Linked DNA regions of Homo sapiens: region 1 is linked to region 2. The links are chromatin loops, found by intact Hi-C in ENCODE. Cell type or tissue: heart right ventricle. All regions are shown on one strand. Links, peaks and the distances in the headings refer to the core of each region. The heading gives the core; the rest is flanking DNA. Region 1 overlaps ARHGAP24 (Rho GTPase activating protein 24). Region 2 has its middle 120 kb from the start of WDFY3.

The links. A loop is a pair of places that touch in the nucleus more often than their neighbours do. Peaks named below come from ENCODE experiments on the same cell type or tissue, not always from the same donor. Only the 100,000 strongest peaks of a DNase experiment are listed, where the experiment ranks them.
Region 1: a loop joins it to region 2, with 2.9 times the contacts of the local background. A loop is called at or near these places in 17 of 110 quality-filtered maps.

Annotation. Positions count from the first base shown.
Region 1 is chr4:85,953,104-85,957,501 of GRCh38, forward strand. The region is part of intron 5 of ARHGAP24 (Rho GTPase activating protein 24); the gene reads left to right. Among named protein-coding and RNA genes, the nearest start is that of MAPK10-AS1, 160 kb to the right of the region's middle. In heart right ventricle, for the core only: no CTCF peak of the experiment used is centred there; no DNase peak of the experiment used is centred there; H3K27ac peaks cover 432 bases.
Region 2 is chr4:85,082,271-85,086,668 of GRCh38, forward strand. No RefSeq gene overlaps it. Among named protein-coding and RNA genes, the nearest start is that of WDFY3, 120 kb to the left of the region's middle. In heart right ventricle, for the core only: a CTCF peak has its summit at 2,317 (motif pointing right); no DNase peak of the experiment used is centred there; H3K27me3 peaks cover 320 bases.

The DNA.
Region 1 (4,398 bases), core at 74-4,073, 870 kb after region 2:
CTGCTGGGCAACAGAATACGCTCTTAACAACACAGTGTTCAGGAGCAAGGACAGAGGCTTCATGAAGCCAGTAATTTTACACATTCTGTCCAAGAATCCTGTAAAACAACTGCTGTTTCAGGTCCCCCAGCTGCCCACCCACATACTCAGTTCACACTTCCCTTGTTCCTCTTTCTGCTATTCTCCCCTTTCACTTATTTTTCAAATTTGTTTTGGTGACTAAATAAACTGCAAGTCCACAGAGATAAAATGAAAAAATAAAAGCCTAAAATTTAGGAGACAGAAAAGCCAGACATATTTTAATTTAATCCTCTGGGAAGGAATTTAGGTCTGGGAATTACTGAACTGAGTTATGAAAAAGTGAACTTGAAAGTAGGGAGTACTACAGACATAGGAGAGATTTTTCAGTATCAGTATGTGTAAGAATGACTTAGAGAAATACCTTAAGATTCAGAAACCCAGACCCCACTTGCTCTCATTCTGATTTAAATGGTTGGAGAATGCCTAGGAATCTGCATGGTAAATCCACAGGCGATTTTTTTTTTTTTAATCTGCCTGTGCTGCCCAGAGGCAGGAACCCTGTCCTCTTAGTCATGGATTTATCATCTGCACCCAGCAGAGAGACTGGCAGAGAGCAGGCACGAGGTCAGGGCAGAGGGAGACTCATAGGCACTAGTGCAATTATTATAAGCATAAAGATGTTGAAATGAGGAGAGTGTCCAATGTGGAGGGGAGAATGAGATCTGGATTCCAAGGGAAGACAGGAGAAGGTGCTGTAAGGAGACGTAAATAAGCCCGTCCTCCAAGGCAAAAAGCTGGGGCCAGTGAGGCAACAGAGATCACTCTGACTGAGAGTTGGTTACAGGGATCAGAGGAAAGGAAGAGGAAACAGTGGAGGGCTCTGAAATCTGGTCTGTTCAGTCTAGGCTCTTGTTTTTGACAGAGCATATGTGCACTTTGCAATCAGAGATTGGAAAACCCATTTGACCACCATTGCATTAAAACAAATGAGCTGCCCCAAACATAACAAGAAAAAAAGATGTTTTGTTTAGGGCAGAAAAATCCATCATCTGCTGCTGCAAATTAAAATACAGGAGGTAGTTAGTAGATAAAATGTTCATCCTTTAAGGAAGAATAGTAACTTTATCAATAATAACCTACCTTGTGCTGGATACTATCCTGATTATTTCATTTAATCCTCAACTTCCTGAAGCTTCTATCTAAGATTACTCTGTTTATTCCCTTCAAGGCATTTGAGCTCCTTTAGTAGTTATCTTGTTTGTTTGTTTCTTTACTGCTTATCATCTGCCTTCCCCATGCCAATTTAAGCTCCTTGAGGGCAGGATCCTTACCTGTCCTGATGCTACACCCCTCTCTGAGCACAACAGCTGGCGTATAGTATGCACCAAACATTTATCAAGAGAATATCCTAATACCTACTTGTTTTACAAATGAAGATCCTTGCTCGTGCTCCCTTCGGCAGCACATATACTAAAATTGGAAGATCCTTGCTTGTTTTAATTTGTTCTAGCTTAGTATTTAAAATGCTCGGCAGCACATATACTAAAATTGGAAGATCCTTGCTTGTTTTAATTTGTTCTAGCTTAGTATTTAAAATGTTTGGCCGGGTGCAGTGTCTCACGCCTGTAATCCCAGCACTTTGGGAGGCCAAGGCGGGTGTATCACCTGAGGTCGGGAGTTCAAGACCAGCCTGGCCAACATGGAGAAACCCTGTCTCTACTAAAAAATACAAAAAATTAGCTGGGTGTGGTGGCGCATGCCTGTAATCCCAGCTCCTCAGGAGGCTGAGGCAGGAGAATCACTTGAACCCAGGAGGCGGAGGTTGCGGTGAGCCGAGATTGTGCCATTGCACTCCAGCCTGGGCAAAAAGAGTGAAACTCTGTCTCAAAAATAAATAAATAAATAAATAATAAAATGTTTGAGTGTTTGTACTGAGGCAGTGCTACACATTCTCATGGCTTTGCTGCTGCTGTTCAGTAGTAGAAGGGCTGCTCTCGGCCCAGAGCCCAGATCTCTTTCTAAACAGCAGAACCTGTCCCTTTTCTGTTTTAAAATCCAAGTCCCTATACATGACTATTTGAATAAGCCCATGCTCCCCCCGCCTACCCCCCACCCCGACCCTCAGCATGTGCTCCTTTCCAGTTGGAAGAGCCTAACAAATTCACCCAATTCCCCTTCCTTCTGGAGTTTTCCATGATCCCTGTATTATTTTCCTAGGGTTGCCATAAAAAAGCATTGCAAACTGGGTAGCTAAAAACAAAACAAAACAAAACAAAAACTGTAACTTATTATCTCATATTTCTGGAAGCTGAAAATCCAAATCAAGATGTCAGCAGAGCCATGCTCTCTCTGAAGGATTTAGGGAAGTATCTGTTTCATGCCTGTCTCTTAAATTCCGATATTTGCCAGCAACCCTTGTCGTTCCTTGGCTTGTAGCTACATAACTCCAACCTCTGCCCCCATCTCCACATGGCATTCATCTCCCAGGTAATTCTTATATGCATGGTCCTAAAACCATAACTTGGGAAATACTAGCTAGACTATCAGCTGCAGGAGTGTATGGTAAAGGACATTGATCATTAGAATTGATGTAACTCTGTTTCTTATATATGAAATGGGGAAAGGATAGCAGCAGAATCAACATCACACCATTACTGGGAGCAACATATCAGTTCTGACTGGGCTAGGCAAACCATATGCTATTGTGAGATAAACTATTTTCTGGGGTATAGAGTTGATGTGTAAAATACATGATTTCCTTCCTGCTGAATAGGGCCTGAAGTTTCAAGACAGCCTGAAAGATACACCCCTCCCTCTTTACACTTTATTCCATGCAAAAACTCAAACTCTAAAGATTTCAGTAGCAAACTGTACAGTTATAGAGCCTCAATATCATAGTGTGAATAAAAGATCTTAGGGCAGGGCTTGATGGAAGAAAGTGGAGAAAGCAAATGGTAGCTTGAGGGCATGTGAACCAGTAAAAGGGAGGAATTTACATTCTTAAAGAGTTGGAAAAGCAAAGAACTGACTCCCAGGAATTTGCCTAAGGCAAGCCCTGTGTGTGTAAATGGTAAACTGGCTACCTATTTTCAGCACACTAAATGATTTTCTGAAGTCAAGGAGAGGGGCTAGCCCCTAAAATCCTGAATAGCTGTTTATTTACAGTAACTCTTAACGTTCCTATTTTTTGATGCATTTCTTAAAGGTATGATGGTGTGACAAAATTTGATAACTATTGTCTTTAAGTATTTCTCAAACTTCTCTCATTCACATACTACCCTTGTTACCCGGGGGTTCTTGCTCCCAGAGCTCCCAAGATGGAGGTGGGCCGCTTCCAAAATGGTGGCGGGCCACTTTGAAGATGGTGGCAAGCCTTGTGCTCTCTGACCTGGGGTTCTTGGCCTCACGGATTCCAAGGAATGGAATCTTGGTCCATGCAGTCAGTGTTATAGCTCTATTAGAAGCCGTGGGTCATAGCTCTATTAGAAGCCGTGGGTCATGGAAGAGAACCGTGGAACCCAGTGACTAGTGTTCAGCTCCATTAGGAGGAACCCACTTAGCGATGCAGAACAATGGCAAGCCTTTAGCCCGATCGGGAGGGGCAATGGACGCCTCGCTGAATCAGGAGCACAGCCGACACCCAGCCAGGGTGGAAGTCAGCGGCAGGCAGCAAAAAGCAGTGGTGGATGGCGAGTGAAAACTCAGCTCCAGCCCTAACAAACACGGACCAGAAGAGAGTGCAGTTGCAAGATTTAATAGAGTGAAAACAGAGCTCCCATACAAAGGGAGGGGACCCAAAGAGGGTAGCTGTTGCTGGCTCAAATGCCTGGGTTTATATCCCGATCATAGTCCCTCCCGCTGTGCTCTCAGGCGGTAGATGATTGGCTATTTCTTTACCTCCTGTTTTTGCCTAATTAGTATTTTAGTGAGCTTTCTTTACTATCTGATTGGTCAGGTGTGAGCTAAGTTGCAAGCCGCTTGTTTAAAGGTGGATGCAGTCACCTTCCCAGCTATGCTTAGGGATTCTTAGTCAGCCTAGGAAATCCAGCTAGTCCTGTCTCTCACCCTCATGATTTTAGCCATTTCCATATAACGCCTGCACTAGGTTTACTGATATTTTTCTTTAAATGTATTCACAGTTTTCTTTATCAGTTTTGGGGTAAAAGGGAATTTATATATTATTGCTCTTTGAAAACCAGCACTACTTGCATAAACACGAGGTCAATGTAACATAAGCACAATGACAAGAACATGTTATTAAATGTCCCTGGACACAGCTTCTTTCTGAAGATGCTGACCCTAAGGCCCTCTGTTGATTTGATGAAAATGGAGATTGGCATGTGCTGGTACCATTTTAACATGCCTCTTTTTCCCAAC
Region 2 (4,398 bases), core at 216-4,215:
TCCATTAAACCTTTCTTTTGTAAATTGCTTATTCTTGGGTATGTCTTTTTCAGCAGTGTGAAAATGAACGAATATACCACTATTCTTGATACTGTTTTTTATATCCACAACTCTTTTATTATAAGTCACCTATTATCATCTAATCATCAAGTCCAATAATTTCTTCTTCATCTCCATACCACATGAACTTACTTTAATTTTGATTTTGTTGATCCATCTTACATCTTATACCACCACCACGTTTTGTTTAACTCTTTGTCTTCTTGTTACTCTTCATAAATATTTGGTAAGCATATGTAATTTATTTAATTTCTTCCTGTTTTTCATATACAACCAAAAATATGGGTGCTAGCCAAAGTCCTATGCTCTGGTGCTAGTGATCAAAACCCAATTCGGAACAACCGAAGCAATAACAGAATGTAGAGTGGGCCTCATTCATGGACTCCAATGTCATCATCAGACTCTCTCTGCTATGCGTCCTCCATTCTGTGAGTCCCATGTAATGACAAAGTTGACCACTAAGTGCTCTCAGCTTATATTATCTTTATAGCTAACAAGCTGGGGAGAAGCGACTACCTTTTTTCTGTTATCTTTACAGATAGCAGATGTTCCCAATAACTTTATAGATGTCTATAGTTACTTACTGGCCCAGCTTAGGTTCTGAGATCATCCCTGAATCAGTCACTACGATCAAGGGATGGGAGGACTTGGAATTACCAGTCTTGGATCACATACTCACTCCTGCAGTTGGGATTTGGGCCATGTCTCTCTCAGAAGCACATGACCTGAGAATGGGAGAGGATTGGGTCTCCAAAGTGATACCGAGTATCTTCCCTTCCTATTTTTTTATACGTATTCTTGGGTTATCATGTCAACTGCTGTAGCTTCTACTATTATCTATTAGTTGGTATTTTGCAAGTCTCATAATAAGAATGAGCCTAAATAAACTAGAAAGCCACTGGAAAATTAATTGGAGCTAGAGGCACTGCTCCAAAGGCAATGGTTGATACTAATGAAAAAAAAAAAAATAAAAGCATAACGTTCAAAGAGGATGTCACACTTATATGTGGTTTGCAAAGTATCACTACCAGATACCAAAGTATCACTACCGGAATCAGGCAAATCATAATAATTCAATAGCTGAGTAGGTAGATATTGCCAATATTGCCCCAATTCAGGTAGATTTCCAGGACTTCTTTGCAGTCTCAGAAGAAAGCCCGCCCGAGGCAGGTAAAAAGCAGGATCTGACCCTGCAGCTGAAGGAGGGCTGAGTGGGAACCAGAAGGGGCATCAGGGGCCTAGTCAGGCAGGTTGGTTTCCAGTAGAAGACCCTAGTCCTGGGGATAGACCAGGGAAGCAAATACATACGCTGGGAAGAACATAGAAAGTGGCAGACAGGAGACTAATACAGGTGGGACCGGTACAGAGAGGAGATGGGTATTGAAAAAGTAGTTGCTTGGGGTTACACTCAGGTTTTTTTTTTTTTTTTTTAATGTAACAAGTACCACAGCTCATTGTAAATATAACTTTGCTATAATCCAAAGTATTGTGAATACTCAAAGATAGGCTTTTGAGAACTTCTGTTCCTACCAATTGCATTTCAGTTTTCTTCTTTGTAAATAAAAAATTACAAACAAAACATTCAGGTTGAATTAGCTAATCTCTAAATTATCTTCTCAATTATACATACCTATAATTCTATGAGTATTCAAAAATATAATTAATAACTTAAGTGAGGGCAAAGATTTTTTTCTGGTTTTCTTTCTCCAATTAAGTCAATACCTAGAGCAGTACTTTACACAAAAAAAATTTCTTAAATTTGAAAGAACGTTGTGCATGGGAAAATAAAAAGTGGGCTATTGAATTTACTCTCCTCTGAATTAAGGAATAAGATTTAAAAATATTTTTGTAATATATGACATGAAAAGGGGATAATAAGTTTAACTGGAAACCTGTAGATTTCATAACTATTGTAAGAAAACTATGATAGTAGTAAGTCAAAGACATGTCTATTGCTAATTTTCAAACAAATTTGCTTTCGGTTTACTTGGCTGGCCCTTGATCTTGCCTTAAAGGAAGAAAGGAGGTGGACAGAATCCTAAGACAAAATGTTTATGTTTTAATATTAATTTTAATTAGCTTTAATTATTTAAAAAGTCCATTATACAGTATCATCCTGTGGACGACTTTTTACCACATGATGGTATAATGTAGGAAATTTTGATTTAAGTAAGAAATCAAGAATTTCAAGTTGTCTTTTTTAGAGCCGAAATCATACTTGTTGTTATCCTCAAGTTGTAAGACCAAATTTTGCCACTAGGTGGCAAGAGTTGCAAGTTGAAAGGCAGTGGTGTTACCAGACATGAAGTATACTGGCTGATGCGTACCTGTATACCAGCTTATTTTTGTGTGCAAGTATATTAATCTTAGAAACTCTTACTAGGAGAAAATAAATTTTATTTGGGTCTTTACTTCTGAAAGCCATATAATAAAATAGAAAACAGGCATAAGCTCTTAGAATAAAGAAAAGAACAATAGTTTCTCTTAATTGCAGTGATTGGATATTGAGCTAAAACATTAGGGAGCATAAGTAAAGTTAGCCTTAGGCAAAACTGCAAAGTGGTGGTTTCATTCTCCTCTCTGGTATCCCCTAGGAATCAAAAGAGATGGTTTTCAACTTTCCTCATTCTCTTTTAGAAAGTTCCCTCTCCCAGCTGCTGCTGTTCCTGCTGTCCCAGCTGCTCCATTGTGGGCACTTACCACACTGATTTTTAATTCTACCTTCATCAAAACATGCCTATTCTATGTCTCATCCTTCTGGAGTCAAAACCTTGAATGCAGGCTAATCAAAACACAAACCCATTTCCATATTTTAATAAGGACTTCAGATTTAATGGAGAAGTAGCTCAATTTTGTTTCATTGTGTTACTCCTCTCTTAGTAGATACACTACATTTCCAAATGGGTTCTGTTAGTCATGATCTGAGCAGGAAACAGAAGGCACGCTTGACAGATGGGGTAACTGGAGAGAATTTAGTAAAGGAACTAGTTAGTGAATTCCCTAAATGAAGAGCTCAGGGACATCAACAAGTGATAGGGAACCACTGTGGGACTATTCACAGTGAGAAATTATTACCATTCCTTGCCACGGAGTAGACACCTTCCATAAGGAGCTGTGAATATAGAGAGAAGACTGCAGCTACTACAAACCTGAGGCGCCCATGGGGAGTGTGTGAGGGGGATGGTGAGGATTAAGTATTCTGACTTTTCTTTCCTTCCACTGTCTGTCTGGTTTCCTGAGTTGCTCTTTATTGGGAAGATCTTAACCAGAAGCCGGAGGGCAAGGGAGCCTTGAGATGTGGTACACAGAGATCAACTCTTTGGGTCCAGAACAGGAAGAAGAAATTAGAGACTGAATCTGGAAGGGCAAATGAGAAAATCCACCCCAAGGGAACTTTGATAATAGTGCTTAAAAATGGCCTTTAAGTAGGGAGTTTCAACTGACCAGGCTTGTTGGCAAGTGGGCCTGAATTTATCACTCAGATCACATTAGCTGGGCAGATCAATGTTCTACAAATGTATTTTCTCCTGTCTTCAGATATACTTGGTAAATATCACATAGTAAATATCTATTAATTTATGATTGTCTTTGCATACCAACACATAACTAGGTGGTTTGTTAGGATATTTGATCCTAAAGATCTTGCAAGTGCTTTCTCTCATCTTCATTAGTGGTTTTTAATGTAGCAAAAAACACAATACTCTATCCCCCATAATTCTAAAAAAAGAAGCTTTGGGAATGCAAAAGTAAACACAAACTGTATTATTTACTATGCCAATTTAACAATTCCAGTTTTCATACAACATGTCCAAATCTTTTGTTAAAGAAACCTTCATGCCAGAATTCATTATATATACAGAAATATAGATCCAGGCAATTTCTACTACGCTAACTTAAGCTTGCCTGGTGGCAGAACTATAGCTTGAACAATAGCTAGCTTGATAGGCTAGTTCTTTTTCTTCCTCCATGCAAAATAGTTCTGCCACTTTTATACTGAGGAAAAGAACATAGACCACGAGAGGGACTGAGAAGCCAGAGAAACATACCCTGGAATCTCTCAGGTTTGGTTTGGAAGCTTTCACAAAGGATTGATATCAAGCACATGCTCAATATTTTGCAGACAGTAGACAATTTCTGCTCTACTAGGTCTTAAATAAAAATAATTAAAATTAAAACACAAAATGAATTTTCTTTTTTCTTTTTCCTTGGCCCAGATTGTTCTACTATTAGAAAAGATTTGTATGTCCTGAGAGAATCTGATAGCAAAGGTTTAGAAACGCTTTACCATCCCAGACTGCTAACTGCTTACTAGTATACTGAGGAGACATTTTATAAGTA